Regions from separate parts of the Homo sapiens genome. Here region 1 is linked to region 2. Evidence: read pairs that join two places in POLR2A ChIA-PET (ENCODE). Cell type or tissue: K562. All regions are shown on one strand.

Region 1 (4,000 bases), 110 kb after region 2:
TGATATGTAAGAGAAATTGATGTGTTCTCCTCTGAATAGCCACTGTATCTGTCATGAAGCTTACTGTCCTTGGGATTTTTCAGCATGGTCATTGGGGGAACTGAGCTTTGTGTTCCCAAAGAAAAATACGAAGCTCTTCTACGCCTACCAGATAAACTGTGATGAAGTGTGTAATTCCTGTTGTGTGGCTGGTATGCTCCATGCATGATTCAGATATTGAGATTCTGTCCAGACAGGCGAGGACCCCTGCGCGTGTAGGCATGGAGGTGGGTAGGGTCTCCAGTCAAGGGAGAAGCCACTTATTGGAACAGTTATAAAAGTTCCACCAAACTCTGGAGGGAGGTGTGGAGGCCTCAGGCAGGAACCCGGGATGAGCCCTGAATGGAAAGGCCCTATGCTAGTGGCAGGGTTCAAATCTTTTCCTTGAGTTGCCAGATAAAATACAAGACTCCCAGTCAAATTTAAATTTCAGATAAACAGTACATCATTTTTAAGATACATATGCCTCGTGCCACATTTGGAACTTGCAATATTTGGGACATATTTATATCAAAGAATTCTGTGTTATTTACATGAAATTCAAATTTAACTGAGTGCCCTATACTTTGATTTGTTGAATCCGGTGATCTTTTCTTAATGGCAAATACCCGTTTCAGTGTGGAAGGGAAGTAAGATTTGTTCCCTATTTGTGAAGATGGGCCTAGGGCTGAGTCAGGTTGTCTGAAAAACTGTACTCATCTTTTGGTGTTCTTTCTGCATAGCATGGAGCACCAAAGCCAGAAAATTATAGAAAGATGAGGAATACCAGACAGCAGAAACCTGACCGCTTTTATTCCTCATGCATGCTCTTGGCTTAGTCGTCTTTTCCACTCCCTTCGCAGCTAAAGAAGGCTTCCTAAATTCCCGGGCCATCTCAGCTGTGCTAAGGTGGCAAACCTAAGGAAAGCCTCCCAGACGGGAAGGACTAGCTGGCCTCACTTTGGTGGGAGCATTAAAGTGAATCGTAGTCCCCCAGGGAACAGCAAGTGTTGAAATAAAAAAGACAAAGTCAGAGTCATTTGGCCAGACAGTCCTTCCCACCTGGAAGGCTCTGGGACTTGTCTTATGGAAGGAGGAAAATACTTCTCCCAAGTATGAAGAAATCATCCAAAATGCAAAGGCTCCCTGGTCCCGCAGTAGCCGGTCCCCTCCACCTTCAGCCAAGGGATTCCTTAATTCATCAACCAGTATTTACAGAGGACTTGCCATGTGCCAAATGCTGTGTCGCTGCTGGAAACACAACAACGAAGAGGCATCACCTTCACCCCAAAGAGCTTCTGTCTCCCGGCAGATCCTGATGCTGCTCTTTGTAGACTCAGCCTGGGCCTGGGCCTTGCCACCCAGCTCCCCCTCCATTGCCTCACAGAGACTCATTCAGTGACTGCCCATTACCTATCAGCATGGAGAACGGCTATGGCCTGCATGTTTATGTCCCCTGCAGTTTCACATGTTGAAATCCTAACCCCCAGGGTGATGATATTAGGGAGCAGGGTCTTTAGGAGGTGATTAGGTCATAAGGGTGGAGCTCCCATGAATAGGATGAGTGCCCTTATAAAAGAGGCTCAAGAGAGAACCCTCACTCCTTCCACCACATTTGTATACCATTAGAAGACACCGTCTAGGAACCAGGAAGCAGGCCCCCACCAAACAACAAATCTGCCGGCACCCAGCTTCCAGAATGGGTAGGAAAAAAAGTCTGTATTTCTAAGTTGCCCAGCCTATGGTACTTTAGCCTGAATAGACTAAGAGAGGAAGAAGGTGTTCATCACAGACATTTGTCCTGGGCTCGGGTTCTCCTTTAGTAACTTGTCATATAAAGCTGGGGCTCTTTCCTTTCATTCTAGCTGATTACACACAGGACAGGTCAATGTTCCCCCACACTTAGACCATATGTGATGCTGGAATGGAGGTCCTGGCATATTCAACGTGAGTGGCCGTGTCAGGCAGCACCTACTCCCTGCACCTCCATCACACTGCCCTGTTTCACTGTTCCGGCTGCACACATCGCTATCTGACACTGTTCCCTTTGTTTGTGTTGTGTTTGTTTGTCACATCTCTCTGAATTAGATTGAAAACATCATGAAAGAAGCCATCTCAGCTTTCATTCACCATTGTTTCTCCCAAGCCTGCAATAGTACCTGACACAGGACACACTTAATAAGCATGCATTTAATGAATGAATAAGCAAGCAAATAACCAAATTACTTGTCCCAGGCAACCAACGTGTGAAATACACAGGGTGGATCTCATGCATTGGAACAGAGCTGCATGTGGGAGATCAGGGAATGGCATCTTCCAAAGACGACGAGCACGTGCTCTGTTTTCTCATGGAGATATCTGGTACTGCATCTGTCGTCCTTATCGCGGTCACCCACACAGGAACCTGGGAACCAACTTAGCCTCTTCCTTCTCTCCTACTATATGAAGGGTATTTTTACCCAGTATTGTTACTTCCATCTCCACCGTGGTAGAGCTAGCAGACTGGCCCTTCACCTCTGTCACCTCCTCCAAGTGTATTAGTCAGGGTTCTCCCAGGAAACAGAACCAAAGAGGAGAGATAGAGATAGGGATAGAGACAATAGAGACAGAGACAGAAATAGAAATAGAGATAAAGATTTACTTTCAGGAACTGGCTCATACAATGGTGGGAACCGGCAGTTTGCAGGGCAGACTGGAAATTCCAGCAAGAGCTGATGTTGTCTTGAGCCAGAAGGCAGTCTGGAGGCAGAGTTCCTTCCTCTTAGGAGTGAGGGGAACCTCGGTTTCTCTATGGAAGGTTTCAACTGATTAGATGAGGCCACTCACACTAGGGAGGGTCACCTGCTTTACTCAGAGATTTAAATGTCAGTCACATCTAAAAAATAACAGCCAGCATGGTAGCTCATACCTGTAATACCAACGCTTTGAGAGGTCGAGGCTGGAGCATTGTTTGAGGCCAGGAGTTCAAGACGAGCCTAGGCAACATAGCGAGACCCCGTCTCTACAAAAAATGAAGAAACTAGGTGATTGTGGTGACTCACACCTGTAGTCCTAGCTACTTGGGAGGGTGAGGCAGGAGGATTGCCTGAGCCCAGGAGTTCCAGGCTGCAGTGAGTTATGATAGGGACATGGCACTCAAGCCTGGGTGACAGAGAGAGACTGTTTCCAAAAAAGTTTGTTATTTTTCTTACAAAATAAAATATTTATTTAAAATACCTCACAGCAACATCTGGACTGGTGTTTGACCAAACAGCTGGATTCTACAGCCCTAGCCAAGTTGACAGGGCTCTCGTAGATGGTGCTACCTTCATCCCAGCCTCTTCCATGGTGCCGTCAGTACCACAGAGGATGAAAAGCTAAAAACGGTATTTCTAAGACTCCCTTGTAACTGGGGTTCTTAACAGGGCCAGGTCTAGGATGAGGCAAGCAAGGCACCCCAGGCACAAAATTTAAGGGGCATCAAAAAACTCAGTAATCAAGATAAACACACTTTTTTTTTTTTTGAGATGGCGTCTCACTCTGCTGCCCAGGCTGGAGGGCAGTGGCGTGATCTCAGCTCACTGCAAGCTCCGCCTCCCGGGTTCACGCCATTCTCCTGCCTCAGCCTCCCGAGTAGCTGGGACTACAGGCGCCTGCAACTACGCCCGGCTAATTTTTTGTATTTTTTTTTTTAGTAGAGACGGGGTTTCACCGTGTTAGCCAGGACGGTCTTGATCTCCTGACCTCGTGATCCGCCCGCCTCGGCCTCCCAAACTGCTGGGATTACAGGCGTGAGCCACCGCGCCCAGCCAAGATAAATACTCTTAATGCAGTATTTTGAAAAATTAAAAAGTAGCCGGGTGCAGTGGCTTGCACCTGTAGTCCCAGCAGTCTGGGAGATGGAGGCAGGCAGATTGCTTGAGCTCAGTTCTTGAGTTCGAGACCAGCCTGGGCAACATGGTGAAACCCTGTCTTTATTTAAAAAAAAAAAAAAACAAAATAA
Region 2 (4,000 bases):
TAACGTGGAGGTCTAGAATGTGAGTGAAGATAGAGAAGTAGAATTTGAGGGTGCCAGAGGCTTCTAATTTAGGTGAATGAGTGGATAGCAATCCATAAATGAAAATAGGAGATACAGGAATATTGAGAGGAAGATAATGAATTGTATTTTAGATATATTAAGTTTGAAATGCCTACAAGATATTATGGCATTTCTGAAACACGATATCTAATAGCTTGCTCAATCATTTGAACCTCATTTATTAAATATCCTACTATGAGTCAAGCCCTGTGCTAGGAACTATACAGTGTATTTTGGAATATAGGCTTAGAGTGTAAGTATAGATGAAGGAGTCATTGGTATATGTGTGGTATTTGAGCCCATGGGAGTTAATGAGATAAGCTGGAAGAGGCTATTTAGTGAAAAGAAACTAAGAACTATTAGGGGTGACTATGAGGTGGATAACTTGGATGTTTCTTACCCAGAAAGACAGTAAGGAAAAAAAGGAGGAAACAAGAAAATACAAGAAGCTTCTTTTGTTGTTGTATTTTTTTAACTCTGCATTGTAATAACAAATCAGTAAAAAGGAAATACTGAAATTATAAATTTACCTTTCTTATCCTTGTTATATTTATACTTTTGATTTTCAGTCCATAATATATTGTTAAATCTATGTTAATCTATTGTTAATCTACTTTCAATCTATAACATTATTGTTAAAATAATGTTAAAGACAGATATTAAATTATATTTTAAGGATTGAACACACAGAATTGAAGTTTGTTGGCTTTGCCAGTGTAATAAATATGTGGCAGGCTTTATTAGGAACACATCCTGCTAGCCTCAGATAGAATATATAGAGCATGTCACAAACGATACGATTTGAACAGACTTCAATCCATATTAGAGTTTACTGAGGAAATTTATCAAATACTAAAAATTGTAGGCAACTCTTTATGGTTTTAGGTAGAAATTAGTATAGTTGGTATTTGATTATTGGTTAGCACAATTAAATTATTTGGGCATTAGTTTAGAAGTCTATTAAATCTGCTAACTTTATGTATTCATTTTATCAGTGAATTTTATTTTTGACTAATATTTGGGAATAAATAATACAGATTATTAAAGACTGGCATAGCCCAAGAAGGTCTTCCCAGAGATGTGAGTTGCAAATAACTAGTCCAAGATCACATATCTAACAATTGTCAGAGCCAGTCTTCTAATACATGCAGAATGGCCCCAGAGTCAGGGCATATTATACTAATAAATTATCCCTTGAAGTATGTTTTTTTCTAATTGTAAAGGAACAAATACTAATCATGGAGAATTATAAATAACTGATATCTCTGGTTGGGACAGTAATTTTCCCAGAAAACATTATTTTTCAATAAACATAGTAAATTTATTGAATAGAGCAGTCAACATGTAGAATATAAATATATAATATTTATTCATTCATGCATTAATTTTTTAGCTTTCTCTTATGTTTAGGAAGGTGATCTGATAAATCCAGAGTTGAGAAGGAGTGCTCTATTTGTTTTCTAATTGCTTTTAATAATGCTGAGACATTTTTAAAATAAGAACTCAGGCTGGGCTCAGTGGTTCATGCGCCTGGTACTTTGGGAGGTTGGGGCAGGAAGATTGCTTGAGGCCAGGAATTCAAGACAAGCCTGGGCAACATAGTGAGACCCCGTTACTACAAAAAAATTTAAAAAGTAGCTGAGTGTGGTGGTACATGCCTGTAGTCCCACTACTCGGGTGGCTGAGGTGGAAGCATCACTTGAGCCCAGGAGATCAAGGCTGCAGTGAGCCATGATTATGCCGCTGCACTCCATCCTGGGCAACCAAGCAAGACCCTGTATCATAAATAAATAAATAAATAAATAAATAAATAAATAACTCAAAGCCAGATTACTCTGCTTATGTGGAATATTTTACAGTGTTCAAAACTGTTAAAGATTCGGTGGCCTACTGTAAGATAATCGTCTATTCAGGCAAAACTGTTGAAGATTCAGTTTGCCTACTGTAAGATAATTAAATGTCTATTCAGGGCCTATTATTCCCCAACTTTATTTTGAAATTTTTTTTAACCATAAAAAATTGGAAAAATGTAAAATAAAACCCCTAAATTTGCATTTTCTTCTTCCTTCCCAAAACTTCATCATACATTTGCTAAAGTAAGGATATTTTACTGTCTAACCACAGTACCATTATCATACCTAAGAAAAATAACCAAGATTCTAATCTAATAAACAGTTCGTATTCAGATTTCCGTAATTGTGTCAAATAAGTCTCAAGCAGTTTTTTGTTTGCTTGCTTATTTTATTCAGCATCCAGTCCAGATTCATACTTAAATTGCTTGTCGTGTCATTAATATCAGTTAATCTAGAATCTTTCTTTGGTTGTTATGACATTGACTTTTGAGTCAAACTGGACCAACTTTTTTTTTTTTTTTTTTTTTTTTTTTTTTTTTTTTTTTTGAGATGGAGTCTCGCTCTGTCACCGAGGCTGGATTGCAATGATGCGATCTCAGCTCACTGCAACCTTTGCCTCCCGGGTTCAGGTGATTCTCCTGCCTCAGCCTCCCGAGTAGCTGGGATTACAGGCATGCGTCACCAAGCCCAGCTAATTTTTGTATTTTTAGTAGAGATGGGGTTTCACCATGTTGGTCAGGCTGGTCTCGAACTCCTGACCTCGTGATCTGCCCACCTTGGCCTCCCAAAGTGCTGGGATTATAGGCGTGAGCCACTGCGCCCGGCCTTCGACCCACTGTCTTATAAAATGTCCAACATTTTGAATGTATTTCATCCTGATTATATTCAGGCTAAACTTTTTTGGCAAAAATACTATAAAAAAAATCTACAAAGTACATGTAAATGGTTTGCATCATATCGGGTGCATATCATGTCAGCTTGTCCCACTTTTGGTGTTGTCAAGTTTAGTCCTTAATTAAGGTGGTGAACACCAGATCTCTTCATTGTAAAAATTAATTTTCTTTTCTTTGTAATTGTTGAATAATCTGTGGAATGATACTTTAAGGCCATGTGAATATCTTGTTCCCAACCTTCCTTTGTTCTTTGTGTGTGTTCCTTACTTAGTGGGCTTAGTAACCCTACTTAGTGATTTCAGTGTCCATTGATGATCCTAGCCTGAAATAATTATTGTAGTGGGCTGAGGATACAAAATGGTGTTTTCTAGTGCTGTTATCACCTTATTCTTCAGTAGAGTGTTTTCTTTGCCCCCACCACTGCGCCCCGCCCCGCCCCCCATTCCTGTCTTTCTTTCTATATGAGTACTATGGGTTTTTTTCATTCAATTTGTTGTACTACTTTTCTAACATTTTTTGAGTGTGGCTCAAATTGTCCCCAATTTGGCAAAGGAGAGCCCATTCATTCCTGCTCTTATGTCCTTTGATATGAACCAGTTAGCCTTTGAGCACTTCTGTGCTTATAATGTCCTAAGTTCATCTGGTACTATCCCTACCCCAGAGCTGGAATCAGTCATTTCTCCAAAGAACTCTGATACTATTAGTAGGTAATGCAATTTAGAAACTAAAATCTGGGACTAAGTACACTCATTGCTATTGGGGAATCATTCCTTCTAGATCCTTTCAGTGAACATAACTTGAAAATATATTTTTACAAAATCAAGTTTATATTGATATTCCCAGTTGTCTTTATTGTATATTTGTATGCTTTCGTTTGACATAATAGGGAGCCTTGTCATTTATCAATAATAAAGGCTACAAATATTTTTCCCATTTTGTCATTTGGCTTTTGACTTTGCAGTACAAATGTTGCAAAGTATGGATTCAATTTATTTTTCAAAATGTCCATCCACTTGTCCCCAACATATTGTCCCAACACCATGTATATGAAAACATCTCTTCTTCTTCATAAACCGTATGTACTTGAATCTTTTTCTAAACATTTTAATCTATTCTGTTCATCTACATGGCTACTCGTGTTAATATTGCATTATTTTAGTTACAGAGGCTTTTTATGATATATACTAATATTGA

What was found. Peaks named below come from ENCODE experiments on the same cell type or tissue, not always from the same donor. Only the 100,000 strongest peaks of a DNase experiment are listed, where the experiment ranks them.
Region 1: POLR2A ChIA-PET joins it to region 2 with 6 read pairs; 3 of 35 experiments call an interaction of 5 or more read pairs at or near these places.

The regions. Positions count from the first base shown.
Region 1 is chr6:135,260,958-135,264,957 of GRCh38, reverse strand. No RefSeq gene overlaps it. Among named protein-coding and RNA genes, the nearest start is that of MIR548A2, 24 kb to the right of the region's middle. RefSeq lists a silencer at 887-1,089. In K562, no CTCF peak of the experiment used is centred here; a DNase peak (open chromatin) is centred at 2,404.
Region 2 is chr6:135,375,341-135,379,340 of GRCh38, reverse strand. All of the region lies in intron 23 of AHI1 (Abelson helper integration site 1), which reads left to right. Among named protein-coding and RNA genes, the nearest start is that of AHI1, 120 kb to the left of the region's middle. In K562, no CTCF peak of the experiment used is centred here; no DNase peak of the experiment used is centred here.